Regions from separate parts of the Mus musculus genome. Here region 1 is linked to region 2. The links are chromatin contacts, found by POLR2A ChIA-PET in ENCODE. All regions are on one chromosome and are shown on one strand. The core of a region is the stretch at or near the end of the contact, and the rest is flanking DNA. Distances in the headings are between cores, read along the strand shown. Region 1 holds the start of Zfp335 (zinc finger protein 335). Region 2 holds the start of Pltp (phospholipid transfer protein).

Region 1 (5,911 bases), core at 177-2,676, 54 kb before region 2:
AGTGATAACTCAAAGCCACTTGTCCTTTTCACTGAATTCATTTTTCTTCTCCTCTTTTTTTTTTGTTTGTTTATTTTTTGAGACAGGGTTTCTCTGTGTAGCCCTGGCTGTCCTGGAACTCACTCAGTAGATCAGGCTGGCCTCGAACTCAGAAATCCGCCTGCCTCTGCCTCCCAAGTGCTGGGATTAAAGGAGTGTGCCATCACCGCCCCGCTTTTTTTTTTTTTTTTTTTTTTTTTAGTACACGGTTTTTGTGTCCTGAAACTAACTCTGTAGACCAGGCTGGCTTTGAACTCACAGAGATCCACCCGTTTCTGCCTTTCCATTTCTGGGTTTAAAGGTGTGTGCCACCACTCCCTGGCTCTTTCCATTTCCTTTTCTTTCTCTCTTTTTTTTTTCTTTTCTTCTTCTCTTCTCTTTTCTGTTTTGAGATATGGTCTCGCTATGTAGACCTGGCTGTTCCGGAACTATGTAGAGCAGACTGGCCTCAAACTCACAGAAATCCGCCTGCCTCTGCCTCCCAAGTGTTAGGACTCAAAGGCGTGCAGCACCAGGGCCCGGCTTTAAGCATGTATTTATTGTTATGTCTGTAAGTGCACACATGACACTAAGAGCGCGTGGAGGTGGGTGGACAGCCTGGAAGAGACGGTTCTCTCCTTTTACCATGTGGTTTCTGGGAAAAACTTACTACATAGCTCCAGCTGGTCTATGTAAGTCAAGTGAGGTTAGCCTGCCTCTCCGGAGTGCTAGATTAAAAGCATGAGCCACCACCACACTGGGCCCAAGGACTGTAGACTTCTAAAAATACCTAACACTGCCTGCGTGCGTGCATGCGCGTCTATGAGCGCGTGTGTATGCTAGGAATAGGACGCAGGGCCTCGTGTTTGCCACTGAGCTAATTCCCCAACTTCTAAACACACCTACACTGATCAGAGGACAGCTGGGTGTCTGGCCCTCCAGTCCTAGTAAGAAATACAGCTGCGAAGTGCACCGTGGCCTAAGCATTAACTCTTCTTCAAACATCCCTGACCTCTGCCATTACCCGATCCCCCAAGTCGCCTTAGTTGTGATTCCTGACCAGCCTTTCCTGTCCTCAAACCTCGGTTTTGCCATCTGTACTACGGCACAGCAAGCCCAACCCGGGAGAACCCGATCTGGCTCGAGTGGAGCTTTAAGCTACAGGTGAAAAACCAGGAAAATGACTGACGTTCCCTCCCCTCTGGACACCTCTAAACCATCCCAGGTCGCGACGGTTCTCTAAGCGACCCCTGGAGGTGTGGCTAGACGCTGGGGGCCACACCCACGAGAGCCGGGCGCCTCCGCCGCGCCTTGTCCGGCGAGTCCGGGCTGGGACCTGCGTGACGTCATGCCACTTCCCGTGTAGCCCTCCGCCACACGAAAAAGTAGTCCCCGTACCCAGCTGACCTCAGCCCTAACACCGGGCAGCATGTGACTTCTAGAGTCCTCCTGGACCCGACGACGGCTCTGAGTCCTCCGAGAGGCCTTCTGAAACCCCGCAGATCTCTCTCTCCCGGGGGGACGGCGGCGGAAGTAGTTCCGGTTCGAGGGCGGCCGATGGGTTCCTCCGCGACGGGGGTGAGAGGATGGCGACCTCGTCGATGCCGGAGTCGGAGAGCGACACAGCAGCCAGAGGCTCAGGTTAGCGGCAGCCGGAGGCGGGCTGCCCCTCCGCACACTGCCGTGCACCGGGGCCCTGCCGCGAGGCTGCCGGGTGGCGGACTCCCGGGCCGGCGGGGCTGTCCGAACAGGGCCCCGGGGTCCCAGGCCCTTTAGCCGCTCTCGCATTTGCCTGAGCGGAAACCCAGCGCCGCCACAAGATGGCGCCGGGCCTGGAGCTCAGGCAGCGCCGGGGACAGCCCCGAGACACCAGGCCCCGCGACCGTCGCTGTCAGCCCCCTCCGCAGGGGAGTCCGGGGAGGGGGAGTGAACCACTGACCCCGGGGGCCTGCGGGCTGTACCACCGGCTCCTCATCCGAGGGGACACGGGGGCCGGAGCGCCGGGCCGCTGTGTCCGCCCAGGGTCGATTCATGCCTCTGGGAGGAGCAAGGAGCCGTGATCACCCACCGGGACCACCCTTCTTCCCAAAGGGTCCTAGCCTGAGAGGCCAGGCGTCCCTATTCTTTTCTGGAAGGTTCCCTTTCCAGGAAACCCCGTCCCATCTAGTCCGATGCTCAGTCTTTGCATCTGCAGAATGGGCACACCGGTGCATCTGGGTGGGTTCTGCTTGGCCGGGCCCGAAAGGTGGACCACTTGTTGCAACCATGGTCGTATCGCCCAGCAGAGTGAAAGCCTCAAACCCCGCGCTTCGCTGTCAGTCGGTCCCCAGAACCAATGGAGGAGAACGAGGTGGAGAGCAGTAGCGACGCGGCCCCTCGGCCCGGCCAGCCTGAGGAGCCTTCTGAGAGCGGCCTGGGTGTGTGCACCTCGGAAGCTGTGTCCGCGGACAGCAGCGACGCTGCGACCGTCCCAGGATTAACGGAGGCTGACGACTCTGGCGTCGGGCAGAGCTCGGACGGTGGCAACCACTCTGTGGTATGGATCAGTGTGGATGGTGTGGGCAGGGGGACCGTCAGCAAAGCCTACTTGTAGAAAATAACTGTTTTTGAGGCAGACGCCAAGCCATGCCATGCCAAACTGCTGTGGTCGGTTTTGACAAGTCCCATGGCTAAGAGACATACTTAAACCACTTGTTTCCAGAATCTTCAGAAAGGGAAACTGAGGCAGAGCGTGCTTGCTATCGACAGAGCCAGAATTATCCATGGTCTTACCCAGAGCCCTCAGGCTCCATGAGCCCGGTTCAAATGTTGATCCATCTCAGTTATCTTAGTCTTCCCATCTGTCAAATGGAACGGGAGGGCCGGGTTCTATGGGTGCTAGGCTGTAAGGGGAAACTGAGCCATGTTTTCCTGACCCATTACTTTGTGATTTGAGCAGGTTACCCAGGTTCTAGCCCTCATCTTCTCTGTTAAGTGAAAATTAGAAACATAGTCATCTCTGGTAGCTTCATAAGTAATTTTGCGAGATGGGGATTGTATCTGGACTCCACTTGATGGAGATATGAAGTAGTGGCCCTGGGTGTGCAGTTTAGGGTTTCATTATGTCAGCAGAAGTGGGCCTACCCTGGGGGTCTAACTTATGCTATATTACAGGGTTACTGCTAGGGACAGGACAGGTGTGGTCCAGGTCCTTGCAGAGAACACAGATTGGTGTGGAAAATGTTGAGGTGCGGGGGTGGGCTGGGATTGTGCTGAGGAACTGGGTCCATAGAGGAAAGCTTCTCTTCTCAGAGAGTAGACCCAACCTGTTGTCATTCCAGTGTGGTGAGGTGACTGGTCTCTGAAGGGAAGTGTGCAGGAGCAGAAAGGTCCTGAGTAAGGTCCAGCTTGCCCTCTAGAGGGGGCAGTGCCTAAATGGCTGTGAGAAAGCTGGGTAGTGATCATGGAAGAGAGTGCAGCAGGGGGAGTGGTTGATGCAAAAGCCCAGTGACAGTTGTGCCTCCTGGCTGTGGCCTGTGGTCTAGAGAGCTGCTGCTTTCCCCCCTGGGGTAGTTCCTGACTATATCTGTGGGCCCTCACAGGAGAACCCTCCTGGGCCTCTGTAAGGCTGAAATGTGGGTGGGTGGCTTTATTTGTTGTTTCTGGGGTATCTACAGGCTGCTCTGTCCTGCCTCACGCCTGGCTCCTGAACTGCCCTCTGCTTTCTACACCTAGGAGGAGGTATCTGAGAGCATCTCAACAGACCCTTTGCCTCATGGCTGCCTCCCTGATTCATCTTCTGTGTCCCGGGGACCAGTAGCAGAGATGCCTGGTGGCCCCCCAGCTCTGGTGCATTCCAGTGTTCTCCCAGACCCCAGCATGCTGGTGTCTGACTGCACAGCCTCCTCTTCAGACCTAGGCTCTGCCATTGACAAGATCATCGAATCTACCATTGGTCCAGACCTCATCCAGAGTGAGTAGGGAGAGGGTGTGGCCCTGTCCAATCCCACAGCCATCTGTGTCAATGAATGAGTGAAGATGAACTTACCTGACTGTGGAGTGTGTAAAGGGAACTGACAACTGTCTCCTAGTGGGAAACAACACAAGTATCAAGTACAACGTCACTGTAAGTTCTTAGTATGATGCCAGGATGTCACAGTGCTCAGAAGTAGGGAGAGTTGTAGCTGGGGCCAGTAAGATGGCTCAGCTGGTGATAGTGCTTGTCAGGTAGACCTGGTGACTGCCGCTAAACCCACATAACAGTGGAATGAAGCAACCAACTCCAAAAAGTTGTCATCTGACTTCCGCACGCATGCCCATATACACGCATGAAGTACGTGCAGCAGTAACTAATTCTAAGACGTAGAAACAGTTGTAGCTGGCTTTGTACTGCGGGTAGTTATGAACACTTGACATATAAGAGGGGGCAGATCTTCCAGTAACCTCCAGAGGAGATGGCTGCCATTAACCTGGTCCATATGAGAATTATAAGGCACGAGAGAGAGACACCAAAAAATGACTGGGTAACAGTGACACTGGTAAATGGAGGTTTCTCCTGGGCAGTAAACTCAGACAGGTAACCCCTTGTTCAAGCTGCTAAGTACTGTGCTGGGTCTTTAGGTTAGGGACTTGCATACAGCACTAGAATCCCACAAAGCTCTGGTATGGTCTGAGAAGCATTCTGAGACATGGTACCTGCAGGATCTGTGTCCTGAGGAAGTTTAGAGAGGATAAAGGACGACTTGGCCCATTTGTCAAAACCCTGTCCGCCAGGGTAGCTCTGGCTGGCATCCTGGTGACTGGGCTAGCACGTCACCTACACCAGGCCTCACACCAGCCTGCAGTGGGTATGTCCAAGGTGCTCTCCAGTTGCCAAGTAGAGTTCAAGGGTGTGGGCCTATTGTCAAGGTCCCTCTGAGAGTGTCACCCTCCACCCTTTCTGCCAGGCTGCATCACTGTGACCAGTGGTGAAGAGGGAGGAGCTGAGACCACACAGTACCTGATCCTGCAAGGCCCGGATGACGGTACAAAACTCCTAGCAGTTCCTGGGAGCCTGTAGTGGATGGGGCAAAAGACAAGACTCCATATGACCCTGGGGGGTTAGCCATTGCCCTGGCCTCTGACAAGATGGCCTCTGTGGGAAATCTGGACCTGCCCGTGAGGAACGGCTGGAGCTCATGGCCAGCCTTGCCTTCTACCTTCTCTCCTGTGCTTCCTCAGGCGCTCCCATGGCATCATCCATGTCTACTTCCACCTTGGCCAACAGTCTGGCAGCCATTGAAGCCCTGGCTGACGGCCCCACATCCACATCTGCATGCCTTGAGCCTCCCGAGGAGCCCCAGGGAGATCCCAGCTCTGTAGCGCAGCAACCCCCAGCTCCTGTCACTGAAGAGCTGGACCTGCAAAGCTTGGAGGCCATGATGGAGGTGGTGGTTGTGCAACAGTTCAAGTGCAAGATGTGCCAGTACCGGAGCAGCACCAAGGCAACCCTGCTCCGCCACATGCGGGAACGGCACTTCCGCCCAGGTGTGTCCACGGCAGCCGTGGGCCTGATGGGGGCAGACACAGAGCCAGATGTGGCAGTTTGTCCCATTCTCTCAGCAGCACTAGCAGCAGCAGCAGCAGCAACTGGTAAAAGGGGCCGTGTACGGAAGTGGGGCACTTCCACCAAGACCACAGAGGAGGACAGGCCAGAGGAGGAGGAGGAGGACGACGACATCGTGGATGCCGGGGCGATTGACGATCTGGAGGGTAAGGCGGAGGACCACACTCGTCTATAAAGACTGAGGGAGACACCAGTGCAGCACAGCAGAAGGTTAAGGGGGGGGGGGCAGGCAGAACAACAGAAGAAAGAGCCAGCGAAAAGATACACGCACTTCTCAATGCTCCATTCCCTACCTGTGCTTCCAAACTA
Region 2 (5,482 bases), core at 2,363-4,862:
GCCGGGACAGAGCCCAGAAAAGCCTAAAATATGTTCCCTCTGGCTCCCTCCCAGAAAAATTGGATGACATGCTAGAGCAAACGACCTGAACCAGATCTGTGTGCAGAGCATGTGACTAATATGGTTAGCCTGGTGTTAGGGACATGGCTGGACTAGATGTGCAGAGGATTCCCTTTGAGTTCCAGAAGGTCTCCAGTTTCCTAAGAGCCATGGGCAAACATGAGGGGCTTTGGCAGGGACTCACCCCTCCATCACGCAAGGCAAATTCTGACTCTCAGGGAGATCCCTCCAAATTCCTCCCTGGGCTGCACTGCCAGCGTCACTGAGGGGTGAGACCACAGCACACTGTGAGGGAAAGGGGAAATTCACACAAATGAAAAAAGAGAGGCTGAGCCTGGAAGCCCTTGGAGATGAGCTGAGGAAAGGCACTTTCTCCTGCCCTGCCAGGTCACACCTATGCCTGGATTATAATAGTGACTTCCAGCCTAGATGTCCCTCAGCTAAAGAATGGAAAACAAAAATGTGGTACGCCGGGCAGTGGTGGCGCCTTTAATCCCAGCACTTGGGAGGCAGAGACAGGCAGATTCTGAGTTCGAGGCCAGCCTGGTCTACAGAGTGAGTTCCAGGACAGCCAGGGCTACACAGAGAAACCCTGTCTCAAAAAACCAAAACAACAACAACAAACAAACAAACAATAAAACATGAAGAAAGAAAGAAAGAAAGAGAGAAAGAGAGAAAGAAAGAGAGAAAGGAAGGAAGAAAGAAAGAAAGAAAGAAAGAAAGAAAGAAAGAAAGAAAGAAAGAAAGAAAGAAAGAAAGAAAACCAATGACATCATGAAATGTCCTGGCAAATGGACAGAAGTAGAGAAAAATCATCCTGAGTGATGAAACCCAGAGTCAGAAAGACAAACAGAGTATGTACTCAGTTGTAAGTGGATATTAGTTGTAAAGAGCAACCATGTTACAATCCACAGACCCAGACAAACTAAGGAACAAGGAGGGGTGGGGGAGGGGACACATGAATCTCCCTATGATAAGGAAATAGAATAGACTTGGGGGTGGGTGGGTGGAGGTGGGTGTGTCTGGGTGGGAGTGTCTGGGTAAGGGGTGGATACAGGAACAGGAGGAATCAGGTCTGAGGAGCATGCTGGGAGAACTGGAACAAGTGTGTGTGTGTGTGTGTGTGTGTGTGTGTGTGTGTGTGTGTGTGTGTGCATCTCAGGAACAAGCTAGAAACCAAGTACAATGTAAACTCCCAGGAATCTATGAGGGTGACCCTAGCTAAGACTCCGCAATGGGGGATATGAGGCCTGAACTGGCCATCTCCCGTAACCAGGCAAGACTTCCAGTGGAGTGACTGGGACATAAAACCTTTGACCTACAATTTGTCCTGCCTACAAAGTGTGCTGGGGTAAAGGTAGCGCGGAAGTTGTGGGCATGGCCAACCAGTGATTGGTCCAGCGTGAGAGGGAGCTCACCAGTAACAGTGCCTGGAGGGCGAGGAACCAGACAGCCTGGAGACACAGAATAGAGAAGGATTCCTACTGAAAGTCTGCTGTACTCATAGGTTAGTGCCTCTCAGAGACGCTTCATCCAGCAACCAATGGAAACTGATACAGAGACCCACAACCACAGGTGGAGCTTGGCGAGTTCGACAGAAGAGGGGAGGAAGGACTGTAGGAGCCAGAGAAGTCAAGGACACCACAAGAAAACCCATAGAATCAAATCAATCAACCTGTGTTCACTGGGGCTCACAGAGACTAAGCTGATAACATGCATCCTGTGTGGCTCTGACCTAGGTCCTCTGCATATCTGCTGTGGTTATGTAGTTCGGTATTCTTGTGGGACCCCTAACAGTGGGAGCTGGGCTGTCTCTGACTCTTGCCTGCTTTAGGGACCCTTTCCTTCTACTGGTTTGCTTGGTAGAGCAATTCAATTCAAGAGGGAGGCGCCTAGTCTTACTGCAACTTGATATGCCTTGGTGAGGTTGGTTGCTCTCCCTGGGAGGCCTGCCCCTGTCTGAAGGGAAATGGAGGAGTGGATGTGGAGTGGACAGAGGGAAGGTGGGGGAGGAACTGGGAGAAGAGGTAGGAGGGGAATCTGTGGTCAGGGTGTAAAAGCAAGAAAGAAAATAAACATATATAACATATAATATGCAATATATTATACATAATACATAATATATATAATATGTAATGTATTATACATAATACATATAATATTTTATATGTATATGTATCACTAGGGATATGGCAGAGAATCTACACAGCACTTAAACCATCTATGTTTACAATAACCTTACACTAAACCTGGGGGATGTAGCTCACTTGGTAGAGTGCCTAACATGCACAGGTCCTGTATGCAGTATCCCCAGCACCAGACAGACCAGGAGTGATGCTGTACATCTGTAATCCCAGCATTCTGGCGATGGAGGCAGGAGAAGCCAAAGTTCAAGACCACCCTTAGTTGCATAGAGAATTCAGAGCCAGCCTGGGCTACATGAGAACCTTTCTCAACCCTCCCTCCCCTCCAAAACAAAAACAAAACCCCACTCCCTCCCCAAACCTTTAATATATACTATTTTAGATACGATTTAGAAGGAGAAAATCGCCTGAGCTATTTATACAATAAGTGTCCTGAGGCTGACATCCTAGGATGTAAGCGCTGGTCCCTCAGAGAGAAGGCTTCTTGAGCTACCAATCCTACCTCACACTGTTTTGGAACAATCCTTGAATTCTGCATTTACAGTCACAGAATTGTCTCAACCTCAACCTCCAGTTTCCTGCCAGAGAGCCAGCCTCACAGACTATAAGAAGGTAAAACCAGATCTAGAGTGATTAGCCATTCTGGTTCGCTTGGGACTGAGTGGATTCCCGTGGGTAGTTCTGAATCCAGGAAGGTCCTGGACAAAACAAGACTATTGGGTCAGCTGAGCTGGCTGAGTGCTGAGTGTTAAGTATATGCTCAGCAAACATCTTTATCAGTTCCCCCTTTCCATTTCGCCCGCATGGCTACAAAAAGAAAGCAAGCATCTACTGTCTGTTTTCCACTGTGATGCTCGGAACTGTGCGGGGCGGTGCACGGGGTGAGGGGGACTGTGCAAAGCAGCCACCTCCAAGTCCTCACTAAAGAATTCAGAGTTCCTCAGGAAGGCCAAACCTCCCTCTGGGATGATCGCTTTTCCAATAGGGGAAGGTCCCTGGGGCCCTAAAAGCCAATCAAGTAGGTTGGGGTCTCATAACAAAGCCAGCGGGAGACGGTTGTGAGAGAAAAGAAAGGGGAATGACCGTAGGGCATTGGCTTTCGCTGGCCTAGCGTGGAAGCCGAGTGGGAGTTCCCATAAGGAGGCACTCGGTGCTGGGTGAGGAAACTGAGGCTCCGCAGCCAAGTGAAGGAGTTTGTTTAGGAGCGTGCAGGAATTGCTGTGTGATTGGAATTCCACAGCAGTGGTTTGGCAAGCCGCTTTCTTCACTTTTCTCGCTCTTTTAGGAGCGAGTCCCCCACTTGTCCAGACAGCAGCTAGGCTTGTCACAGGCTCCGTACTGCCCTATCCACCCTCCCAACTGCCAGCGTCCCGCCCCGTCCCCTCCCAGCCCCCAAGGAGGAGGGAAGAACCGCGGCGAGGAGGGGGGTCGGAGGCCCAGACTTATAAAGGCTGCTGGACCCGCGCTACCCGCCAGACCCCGCCGCCCGGATCCCCCGCGCTGCCTGTCGCCCCACGTGACCACACTACTAAGTGAGTTGGGGCGCGTCCCCATCGCATCCCCAGACCCTCGTGAGTTGTGTGGCTCACTAAATCCAGGTGGGGAGGAGAGCGGATGAAGGAGGGCTCCGGGATGGGGCACCAGACAGAATGCGTTATAGCGGAGTCTTAGGAGCTAGGGGAGCGGAGGGACTCAGGGGATAGCGCTCAGTCGGGCCATCCCCGCGCGCGGCCTGGGAGACCTCAAGCTACTCAGCAGGAATGCGCTTGTGGTCGTCGCCATACCAACGCACAAGTCAGCACACGCCCTCCTCTGAAGGAAAAGAGAAAGTGTTGGTGGGGGATGGGGGGCTGTTCATCCTCCTGAGATCCAAACTTGTCACGAGGCAGTTGCACGGGGGAACCGAGCCCCAAATCCTTTGGAAGCAGGGCGCAAGTCTTATCGTGCTTCGGAACCTCGGTTTTGCATCAGGCAAAGACAAGATGATTGGTTCCGAGTGCCCCAAACACTTTACGGGCAGTAACGGTCCGGGCCAGCACTCCGTTCTAGTTGCATGACCAAAGAGTGGTTTTGAGCCTCTCAGATGACACCTGCGACTCGACCCCACCCTGCCCCCAGGCTTGGTCGCCATGGTCCTGCTCTGGGCCCTCTTCCTAGCGCTCCTGGCAGGTGCCCACGCCGAGCTCCCGGGCTGCAAGATCCGCGTCACCTCCGCGGCTCTGGATCTGGGTAAGGCGCGCGGCGGGAGCCGTGGACCGGGTGGGGTGCTCTGGCCCCGGGCGCGGGACCTGAGTGTCTCCATGCTATCTCAGTGAAGCAGGAAGGCCTGCGCTTTCTGGAACAAGAGCTGGAGACCATCACCATCCCAGACGTGTACGGCGCAAAGGGCCACTTTTACTACAATATCTCGGAGTAAGTAAGGCTCGGGGGGCCGGGGTCTCAAAGGTGGTGGGATGACCTGGGACACCGCCCCAGACTGGGCGGGTCTGGGCGTGGCCAATTAAATGAGGTGGGATCCATAATAACGAGTAAGGCTACTAGGTAAAAAGACTGGAGGTAGGCGGGTCCAAGAAAGGGGAATACGAACCAGCAGAATTGTAGCTTGGACCAAAGAACACCGCGATGATACACTGGAAGAATTTACCTGTGGGTGAGAGTGGAGTCTATCCAGAGGGTGGCGCCAAAAAGAGGGAAGCCCAGGATAGGAGAGATAGAGGTGAGGCGATGTGGGGTGAGTTAAAGTGATGGAGGCAAAGTCAAAGGACCAGGTGGAAAGCTCAGTCTGGCGCACGCCTGCCAAAAACAAAACAACAACAAAACAGAAACCAAAAAGACGAAAACAGATCTAGCAATCACAATGTGGACAGAACACGGAGGTGTAAGCAAGACCATAGTTTTTACTTATTTATTTTTAAGATTTTATTTAATTTTAATGTATGTGCATTGGTGTTTTGTCTGCATGTACGTCTTTGTGAGAGTGTCGGGTCCCCTTGGAACTATAGTTACAGACAGTTGTGAGATACTTTGTGGGTGCTGGGAATTAAAGAGGAGTCTTTTTGAAGAGGAGCCAGTGCTCTGAACCGCTGAGCTGTCTCTCCAGCCCCTATTTATTTATTCTTAAAGATTTATTTGTTTTTATTTATATGAGTACACTGTAGCTGTCTTCAGACACACACCAAAAGGGGACATTGGATCTTATTACAGAAGGTTGTGAGCCACCATGTGGTTGCTGGGAATTGAACTCAGGAGCTTTGGAAGAGCAGTCAGTGCTCTTAACC

The links. ChIA-PET counts read pairs that join two places held with the same protein, here RNA polymerase II (POLR2A).
Region 1: POLR2A ChIA-PET joins it to region 2 with 22 read pairs in embryonic stem cell. The contact joins the promoter of Zfp335 here to the promoter of Pltp in region 2. POLR2A ChIA-PET finds 5 or more read pairs at or near these places in 3 of 5 experiments (Patski and embryonic stem cell).

Annotation. Positions count from the first base shown.
Region 1 is chr2:164,907,265-164,913,175 of GRCm38, reverse strand. Zfp335 (zinc finger protein 335) reads left to right here and starts at 1,426. Exons shown (of 28, transcript NM_199027.2): 1 at 1,426-1,659; 2 at 2,304-2,554; 3 at 3,733-3,970; 4 at 4,944-5,021; 5 at 5,218-5,523; 6 at 5,602-5,748. The coding sequence starts at 2,354. Zfp335os (zinc finger protein 335, opposite strand) reads right to left here and starts at 1,743. Exons shown (of 2, transcript NR_166490.1): 1 at 1,426-1,743.
Region 2 is chr2:164,855,838-164,861,319 of GRCm38, reverse strand. Pltp (phospholipid transfer protein) reads left to right here and starts at 3,612. Exons shown (of 16, transcript NM_011125.2): 1 at 3,612-3,736; 2 at 4,323-4,433; 3 at 4,517-4,616. The coding sequence starts at 4,334.